2 separate regions of the Homo sapiens genome follow, and region 2 is linked to region 1. A link is a contact called in ENCODE Hi-C or POLR2A ChIA-PET data. All regions are on one chromosome and are shown on one strand. The core of a region is the stretch at or near the end of the contact, and the rest is flanking DNA. Distances in the headings are between cores, read along the strand shown.

Region 1 (4,054 bases), core at 543-3,042:
TTGCAGTGAGCCGAGATTATGCCACTGCACTCCAGCCTGGGCGACAGAGTGAGCCTACGTATCAAAAATAATAATAATAATGATAATTTAGATTTTATTCTGTGTGTTGGAAAGCCAATGGAAGAATAAGAACTACAAACTAAGATTTTTTTTTTAACATCTCATATTATCTAAGGAAGAGCTTCCTATGTTGTGCATCTTGAGATACAAACTCCTTAGCCTTCACCTTTTAGTTACCTTTGCCATAAAATAGCTTTGTCCAGGCCCCTTACAGGGTATAACAAGTAGAAATCTAGCAAAGCACCCCATGATTTCCATAGGTGGCAAGTCATTGCTCCCTCATAGATGAGGTAACTACAACCAAGGAAGTACCCACCACCCAGGTTATCTACTCCACCACCCAGGTTATCTACTGTAGCAGCAAAGTTCAGAGAATGCTAATGCTCATCAAAGTTAAGGAACCCTTGGAGTTGTCAGAGGAGTTTATATAGTAACTACTTAAGAAGCTTAATATAGCCGGGTGCGGTGGCTCACGCCTGTAATCCCAGCACTTTGGGAGACTGAGACGGGCGGATCACGAGGTCAGGAGATCGAGACCATCCTGGCTAACATGGTGAAACCCTGTCTCTACTAAAAATACAAAAAATTAGCCGGGCGTGGTGGCGAGCGCCTGTAGTCCCAGCTACTCGGGAGGCTGAGGCAGGAGAATGGTGTGAACCTGGGAGGCGGAGATTGCAGTGAGCCGCGATTGCGCCACTGCACTCCAGCCTGGGTGACAGAGCAAGACTCCATCTCGAAAAAAAAAAAAAAAAGAAGCAGCAGCTTAATATATAGTCCAAAGTCTGGATATCTAAGCAGGCATAGTCCCAGGTGGTGGCCCTGAAACTCTGACTTTACATATATCAAATACTTCCATCCTTTTAGGCTTATGTGCCTTTTTGCTGGCATTCAAGCTAGCCACAGAATGACTGACTGAAGAAAAAGAAGAGTTGCAAGAGAAGGCTAGACAAATAGACAAGATCAAGCATGGTGGTTCACACTTGTAATCCCAGCACTTTGGGAGGCTGAGGCAGGAAGATCACTTGAGGCCCAGGAGTTTGAACAAAGCCTGGTCAACATAGTGAGACCCCCGTCTCTACAAAAGATAATTTTAAAAATTAGCCAGGCATGATGGCGTGCACCTGTAGTCCCAGCTGCTGGGGGGAGGCTGAGGCAGGAGGATCGCTTAAGCCTGGGAGGTCAAGGCTGCAGTGAGCTGTGATTGCACCACTGCAATCCAGCCTGGGCAACAGAGCAAAACTGTCTTTTAAAAAAAAAAAAAAATTGTTTCAGATGCCAGATGCTGAGACATCTAAGTGGAAACATGAAATAGAAAGTCTTTTTCAGAATAAAAAATATTCAAGTGGGGACCAGAGCTATCTCTGATTAAAATGTAATAGGCCGGGCACGTAATACCAGCACTTTGGGAGACCCAGGCGGGAGGATCACTTGAGCCCAGGAGTTTAAGACCAGCCTGGACAACACAGTGAGACCTCATCTCTATTAAAAAATAAAAAATAAAAAAAAAGTACTATTAAATCAAAGCTCTAGTGCTTAATATAGAGCCAAATTTAATCACAGGATTACACAGAAAAACATAAAATTTCTACTTTTAATACATTTCTGGTCTAAGAAAAGGTGAAATAGCCCAAACAATTATACATACACTCATTATATTTCAGGGCCTCTTGTGGCACTCTGAAACTGATTAAACCTAGAACAAAGAGCAACGCAAGGCTGACAGGAAGGAAATGATCTGCCCCTGTTGGGGCTTTCTAGGATTCAAACTTTTTTTTTTTTTTGAGATAGGAGTTTCGCTCTTGTTGCCCAGGCTAGAGTGCAATGGCACAATCTTAGCTCATTGCAACCTCCGCCTGCCGGGTTCAAGCGATTCTCCTGCCTCAGCCTCCCAAGCAGCTGGGGTTATAGGCACGCGCCGCCACACCCAGCTAATGTTTGTATTTTTAGTAGAAACGGGGTTTCACCATGTTGGTCAGGCTGGTGTCAAACTCCTGACCTCAGGTGATCCACTTGCCTCGGCCCCTCAAAGTGTTGGAATTACAGGCGTGAGCCACTGTGCCCAGCTGGATTCAAATTTGTGAAAGCAATTTTGCTACATAATCCTACCAAACCCCACTGAAACCTTTTTTTTTTTTTTTTTTTTTTTGAGACAGGGTCTGGTTCTGTCACCCAGGCTGGAGAATAGTGGCACAATCTCAGGTCACTGCAACCACCTCTACCTCCTGGGCTCAAGCCATCCTCCCATCTCAGCCTCCCAAGTGGCTGGGACTACAGGTGCGTGCCACCACATCCAGGAAATTTTTGTATTTTTTTTCTGGTAGAGACAAGCTTTTGACATGTTGCCCAAGTTGGTCTTGTACTCCTGGGCTCAAGAGATCCACTTACCTAGGCCTACCAAAGTGGTGGAATTACAGGCATGAGCCACCAGGCCTGGCCTAACAAACTTTACATGGGGGTGGAGGAGCACCAATTTTAGTATTTACCATGTGCCTGCACGTAAATGTCATTTCAATATCAATACCTATTCTGCGAAACAGGTATTACTGTCCTAATTTTTACACATAAAAAGAGAAGCGGCCGAACGTGGTGGCTCACACCTGTAATCCCAGCACTTTGGAAGTCTCAGTCAAAAGGATCAACGGGGGTCAGGAGCCAGCTTGACAAACATGGTGAAACCCTGTCTCTACTAAAAATACAAAAATTAGCCAGACATGGTGGCAGGCGCCTGTAATCCCAGCTACTCAGGAGGCTGAGGCAGGAGAATCACTGCAACCCGGGAGGCAGAGGTTGTAGTGAGCTGAGATCATGCCATTGCACTCCAGCCTGGGTGACAAGGGTGAAACTCCATCTCAAAAAAAAAAAAAAAAAAAAAGACAGAAGCTCTGTGAAATTTAAAAATTTGCCCAAGGGTCACACTGCAAAACCTGGACAGGAGAAATTATTTCAGTATTCAAATCTCAAAGTCTAGATTGAACAAAACCTTGTGTTATAGTCATAATATTACAAATATAAAATAAATCAATGTACTACTTTCTGAAAACTAAAGTCCCACAGTAAATTAAACAAAAAAATAAAAAACTATACATTATAAACCGGAAGAAAAAGGACCAGAAAAATGTCAGTCTCATCTGACACCTGGGCTACTATGAGAGGCCTCTAAACAACTGTTTTTACTCTCACTTCTCCAATCCAACCCCTCACAGCCACCAGAATTATTTTCCTAGAATAGATGTGATCATGTCATTAATGTCATTACTTAAATGATTCTTTATTGCCTGAAAAATGAAGTTTAAACTCTTATGGGGCATTTTACCTTGCTTAGTATGCAGCTATAACTTACCCTTCCAGCCTCCTACTAAAACAAATCTTACCAAAGTTCTATATTCTAGCCACCCTTAGTTATTTGCTGTTCCTCACATGGGCCATGTACTTTCATTCCTCTAAACATGCTGCTCCCTCTACTGAGAATGATCCTTTTTTCTTTTATACCCATTAAAATTATATTTCCTGAGAGATAAACATCCCCCTTCTCTTTGATTAAAGGCTTCTTTAATCCTAAGAAGTTAAATTATTTCCACCTCCATGCTTCCAGAGTATTTCCATATTTACGTATGGCTCCGTCAGCTTTTCATTTTGTCTTACTAGTTTTTACTCATTTAACTCACCCCGTGAGCCTCTTGATTGCACAGATATAGCCAATCTTTACAATTTCTGGAGCACTCTGGGATTTAATCTGAGAGGTATTTAATATACATGTTGAACCAAATTGTTATTAGTCATGGTAGAAAACAAAAGTTTCCCTGCTTTCTAGTCTCTGTCTCTCTGCTTTATTATAATCACTTGCTGGCTATCTCACTCTCCCATGCATGTGCTCTCTCTCTCTCACACATACCCACATACTAATGCAAATAGTTTTCATGGCTTAAACTAATGTTCCTCTGATCCTTCTGTTCTGAAGGTCAGTGCTTTGAACTGATTTCAGTTCTTCAGTGTA
Region 2 (4,054 bases), core at 1,045-3,544, 1.3 Mb before region 1:
ACTCCAGCCTAGATGACAGAGTGAGACTCTGTCTCAAAAAAAAAAAAAAAAAACAACAAAAGAAAACTATGGTACATTTGTCAAAACTTAGAGGTTAACATTGGTATATTAGTATTAATGAAACGTGATTTTCTAAAATTATTAAAGATTTTTTTATAGAGACTGGGCCTGTGTTGCTCAGGCTGGTCTTGAAGCAATCCTCTTGCCTCTTGGCCTCCCAAAATGCTGGGATTACAGGTGTGAGGCACTATGCCCGGCCTAAACTTCAGATTTTATTCAGCTTTCACCAGTTTTCCTGTCTTTTTTCTGTTCCAGGATCCAACCCTGGATGCTACATTGCATTTAGTAGGTTTTGTTTTTAATGGACTATGTTTTACCTACACAGAGCAAACCTATAAAAACCTATAAAGCATAGGTTTAGTTTAACAGTGTGGCCTGGTTTTCCAACTTGCTGTTTTTGGCATACTGGGCTAGCACCAGTCCAGTCTGCCATAGAAATCCCGAAAGGTTGTTGGAATTGTGATAATTTCAACCTTTTTTTTCTTTTTTTTAAGTGATAGGGTCTTGCTCTTGTTACCTGAGCTAAAGTGCAGTGATGCAATCATAGCTCACTGCAGCCTCGGACTCCTGGGCTCAAGGGATCCTCCTGCCTCTAACTCCCGAGTAGCTAGGACTACAGACTTAAGCCACCACATCCAGCTTTTAATTAGCAGGGGCATGAAGTTCGGGGGGCTAGGCCCAAAGCGGCTTGAGAACAGCTTTCTTTTTTTTTTTTTTTGAGATGTAGTCTCGCTCTCCTGATGGTCTCCATCCCCTGACCTCGTGATCCTCCCACCTCGGCTTCCCAAAGTGCTGGGATTACAGGCGTAAGCCACCACGCCCAGCCAGAGAATAGCTTTTTCTATAATAAAATAATACTATAGTGAAGCCGTGGAGGGGTCACGATGGATTTAATTTTTTTTTTTTTTTTGAGACGGAATCTTGCTCTGTCGCCTAGGCTGGAGTGCTATGGCGTTATCTTGGCTCACTGTAACCGCCACCTCCCGGATTCAGGCGATTCTCCTGCCTCAGCCACCCTGGTAGCTGGGACCACAGGCGCCAGCCAGCACGCCCAGCTAATGTTTGTATTTTTAGTAGAGACGAGGTTTCGCCATGTTGGCCATGCTGGTCTTGAACCCCTGACCTCAGGTAATCCGCCCGCCTCGGCTTCCCAAAATGCTGGGATTACAGGCGTGAGCCACTGCGCCCTGCCCTAGATTAAAACTCTTTTTTTGTTTTTTTTTCTGAGACGAAGTTTCGCTTTTGTCATCCAGGGTGGAGTGCAATGGCGCCATCTGGGCTCACTGCAACCTCCACCTCCCGGGTTCAAGCGATTCTCCTGCCTCAGCCTCCCAAGTAGCTGGGACCACAAGCACCGCCACCACACCCAGCTAGTTTTTGTATTTTTAGTAGAGGCTGGGTTTTGCCTTGTTGGCCAGACCGGTCTCGAACTCCTGACCTCATGATCCGCCCTTCTCGGACTCCCAAAGTGCTGGGATTATAGGCGTGAGCCACCGCGCTCGGCCTGTATAAACTTTTTTTTTTTTTTTTTTTTTTTTTGAGATGGAGTCTTGCTCTTTCGCCCAGGCCGGAGTGCAGTGGCGCAATCTCGGCTCACTGCAAGCTCCGCCTCCCAGGTTCACGCTATTCTCCTGCCTCAGCCTCCCGAGTAGCTGGGACTACAGGTGCCCGCCACCACGCCCGGCTAATTTTTTGTATTTTTTAGAAGAGACGGGGTTTCACCGTGTTAGCCAGGATGGTCTCGATCTCCCGACCTCGTGATCCGCCCGCCTCGGCCTCCCAAAGTGCTGGGATTACAGGCGTGAGCCACCGCGCCCGGCCCCCGGCCTGTATAAACTCTTAAATGGGAAAAAAGAATCAGGTTTTGGCTGTTTTGTCAGGATATAATAACTAGCCACCACGTTGTGGTCCATTTAATCCTCAAAAAACTTAGAGGTAAGCACAATTCGCTCCTTCCGCGGAAACTGGAAGACGTGAAGCAATTTGCACAGTCTTGCAGTGAAGGGCCAAGCTAGACACTCATACCCAGCCCACCCGCCAGGGCCACTAGCCCAAGGTCGGTCCTGTGCGCCAACAGTCGCAAGCAGGGACTGAATATCCCCCTCTTAGCACAAAACCCAGTAACTTCCGGGAGATCGCCCGAGACCGTCAGCGCGCTTGCGCGGCCCCTTGACGTCAACCACGCCGTTCCTCCCCCTTCTGGAACGCGGAGCCGCTGAGCGGGCCGACGGCCATTTTGTGAAGCGGCGAAGGAGGTGGTGGCTGCGTTGGGCTCCGGGAAGCCGTTCGGGCTGGGGCTGTCGGCCGCGGGGCGGAGGCACTCGCGCGGGGGGTAATTCGGGGTCTGGGTTCTGGTGCCGCGCAGCTTTCCCCGGTAAGACTCCCGCAGCCCCTGAACGGGTGGGGCTGTGCGGGGCTCGTGGTGCCCCTTGGTGGCCCGGGGCGGGGCCTTCGGAGGCCTTCGAGCCCGCGGCAACTAGCGCCCCACACAAAGGGTCGAGGCAGGGCTGCAGGGGGAGTGGGATGCCACTTAGGCCTCTGAGATCTGAGAGGATGCAAGGAGGACGCAAGAGGATGAGCCTGCGTACCGAAGTGGGGACGAGGCCATAGCGAGGACTCCCCCGTGGTCTGAGAGGGGGCAGGCCAGAGCTGGCTGGCTCAGCGGCCTGCGAGCTAACGGGGACTGCAGTAAAAACACGCCTACATCCCGAGTACGGAGGATTTCTTGTCTCCCCCAGTGAAGCAGAGGTTATAACTACATCTCTGTGCCTGGAGGTGGGGAGATAATCGTAGTGAGGACACTCCTTCAACCCGAAATGGAAAGGAGGCCTTTGTGGCCTACCAGCAAAAGGGGACCCAGGTCACACCTGTGGGGAGGAAGCTGTAGTCGGTACACTCCTGTGAGTTCAGAAAGGAAGTGTCACAACCGGCCGCCTTCGTGGCCTGAAGGTGGAGGGGTTTGCAGTGAAATGCCTCCGAGGTCCATTGCTGGGGAGGGGCTTTACTCGAGGGTGTAGCAGTTTTGAGAAGCCGGCGTCTGAAGCTAGGAGGTGAGGGGGTGGGGTGAGTACGCCTCCTGAGGCTCTGAGAATTGTAGTAAGATGCCAGGCCTTTGGTCCCCCAGTAGGGAAGGGGCTGCTGTGAGCAGCACATTTACGGCTCCCTCGGGAGAGGATCCTGTGGCATTTCAGGAGGACGAGATCCAGTGGGCTGCGGAGGGTGGGTGCTTTTGATGGAGAGTTAATTGAGTTTCTCTGAAGCTTGGCTGCATTAGTTTGCAGCCACGTGAATTGGGTGGTGGGAGGGACTTTGAGGATCTACAGGTTAGTGACGGGGTTGGACGCCAGTGCAGCAGGCTTAGCTGCTAGGTTGTAAACGTACGGGCTTTTTGTGTGCCTCCAACGTGTGCTTTATAGTGACAAATCTGAGGGGCTCTTGTGAGGGTTACTCAGTATTAAGTGCTAAACATTTACTCATCTGCGTGGTGTCATGCTGAGAATTGCAGACTTTAAGAGATTTCTGGGCCCTAAAACCCTCCTTGGCTCCAGGATTCTCAGAGATAACCTAATATAAATTGAAGAAGTTGGTAGGGACCGTTTTATATTATTCAATAATAGAGTCAGTATAACCCACTGGAAAAAAGTGTGATGGCAACTGAAGGTTTGTTGAAGGGAGAGGCTAGGCTTGTGACTGCAGTATTTTAGAGCTTCTTGCTTGAATGGTTTGAAATGGTGTAATTTTTGCAAAATGCAGTCTTAGCAACAAGAATTGTCTGGGACCTTGTTAACTAGTGTATATTGTTAATGCATCTCAGAGCATTTGCAGTCGAGAAAAATCCCTCAAGTCTGGACACATAGGGAAATCTTGTTTTTTAAATTATAGAACTACAATACAAGACTGGTTGTACTTGTTTTTGAAATTTGGCAGTTTTGATAAGAATGGAGGATTTCTGGATTTAGTGGAAAGTGTGCAGACATTTTCAAAGAGTATAAAA

The links. A loop is a pair of places that touch in the nucleus more often than their neighbours do. ChIA-PET counts read pairs that join two places held with the same protein, here RNA polymerase II (POLR2A). Pooled maps may share reads with other maps.
Region 2: a pooled map shows a loop between it and region 1 (2.0-fold over the local background). The contact joins the promoter of CPNE1 here to the enhancer-like site in region 1. A Hi-C loop is called at or near these places in 1 of 50 pooled maps. POLR2A ChIA-PET finds 5 or more read pairs at or near these places in 2 of 52 experiments (OCI-LY7 and activated B cell).

Annotation. Positions count from the first base shown.
Region 1 is chr20:34,403,294-34,407,347 of GRCh38, reverse strand. All of the region lies in intron 3 of ITCH (itchy E3 ubiquitin protein ligase), which reads right to left. Among named protein-coding and RNA genes, the nearest start is that of ITCH, 42 kb to the right of the region's middle. Within about 2 kb of position 1,792, at least 6 of the 41 ENCODE cell types and tissues checked have a DNase peak (open chromatin) inside an H3K27ac peak, as active enhancers do; they include OCI-LY7, where a contact is called at or near this core.
Region 2 is chr20:35,663,140-35,667,193 of GRCh38, reverse strand. It overlaps CPNE1 (copine 1), which reads left to right and starts at 2,294. Exons shown (of 16, transcript NM_152925.3): 1 at 2,294-2,434. RBM12 (RNA binding motif protein 12) reads left to right here and starts at 2,294. Exons shown (of 3, transcript NM_006047.6): 1 at 2,294-2,434. RefSeq lists enhancers at 2,326-2,375, 1,957-2,461, 2,646-2,755, 3,076-3,125, 2,966-3,471 and 1 more and a silencer at 2,433-2,727.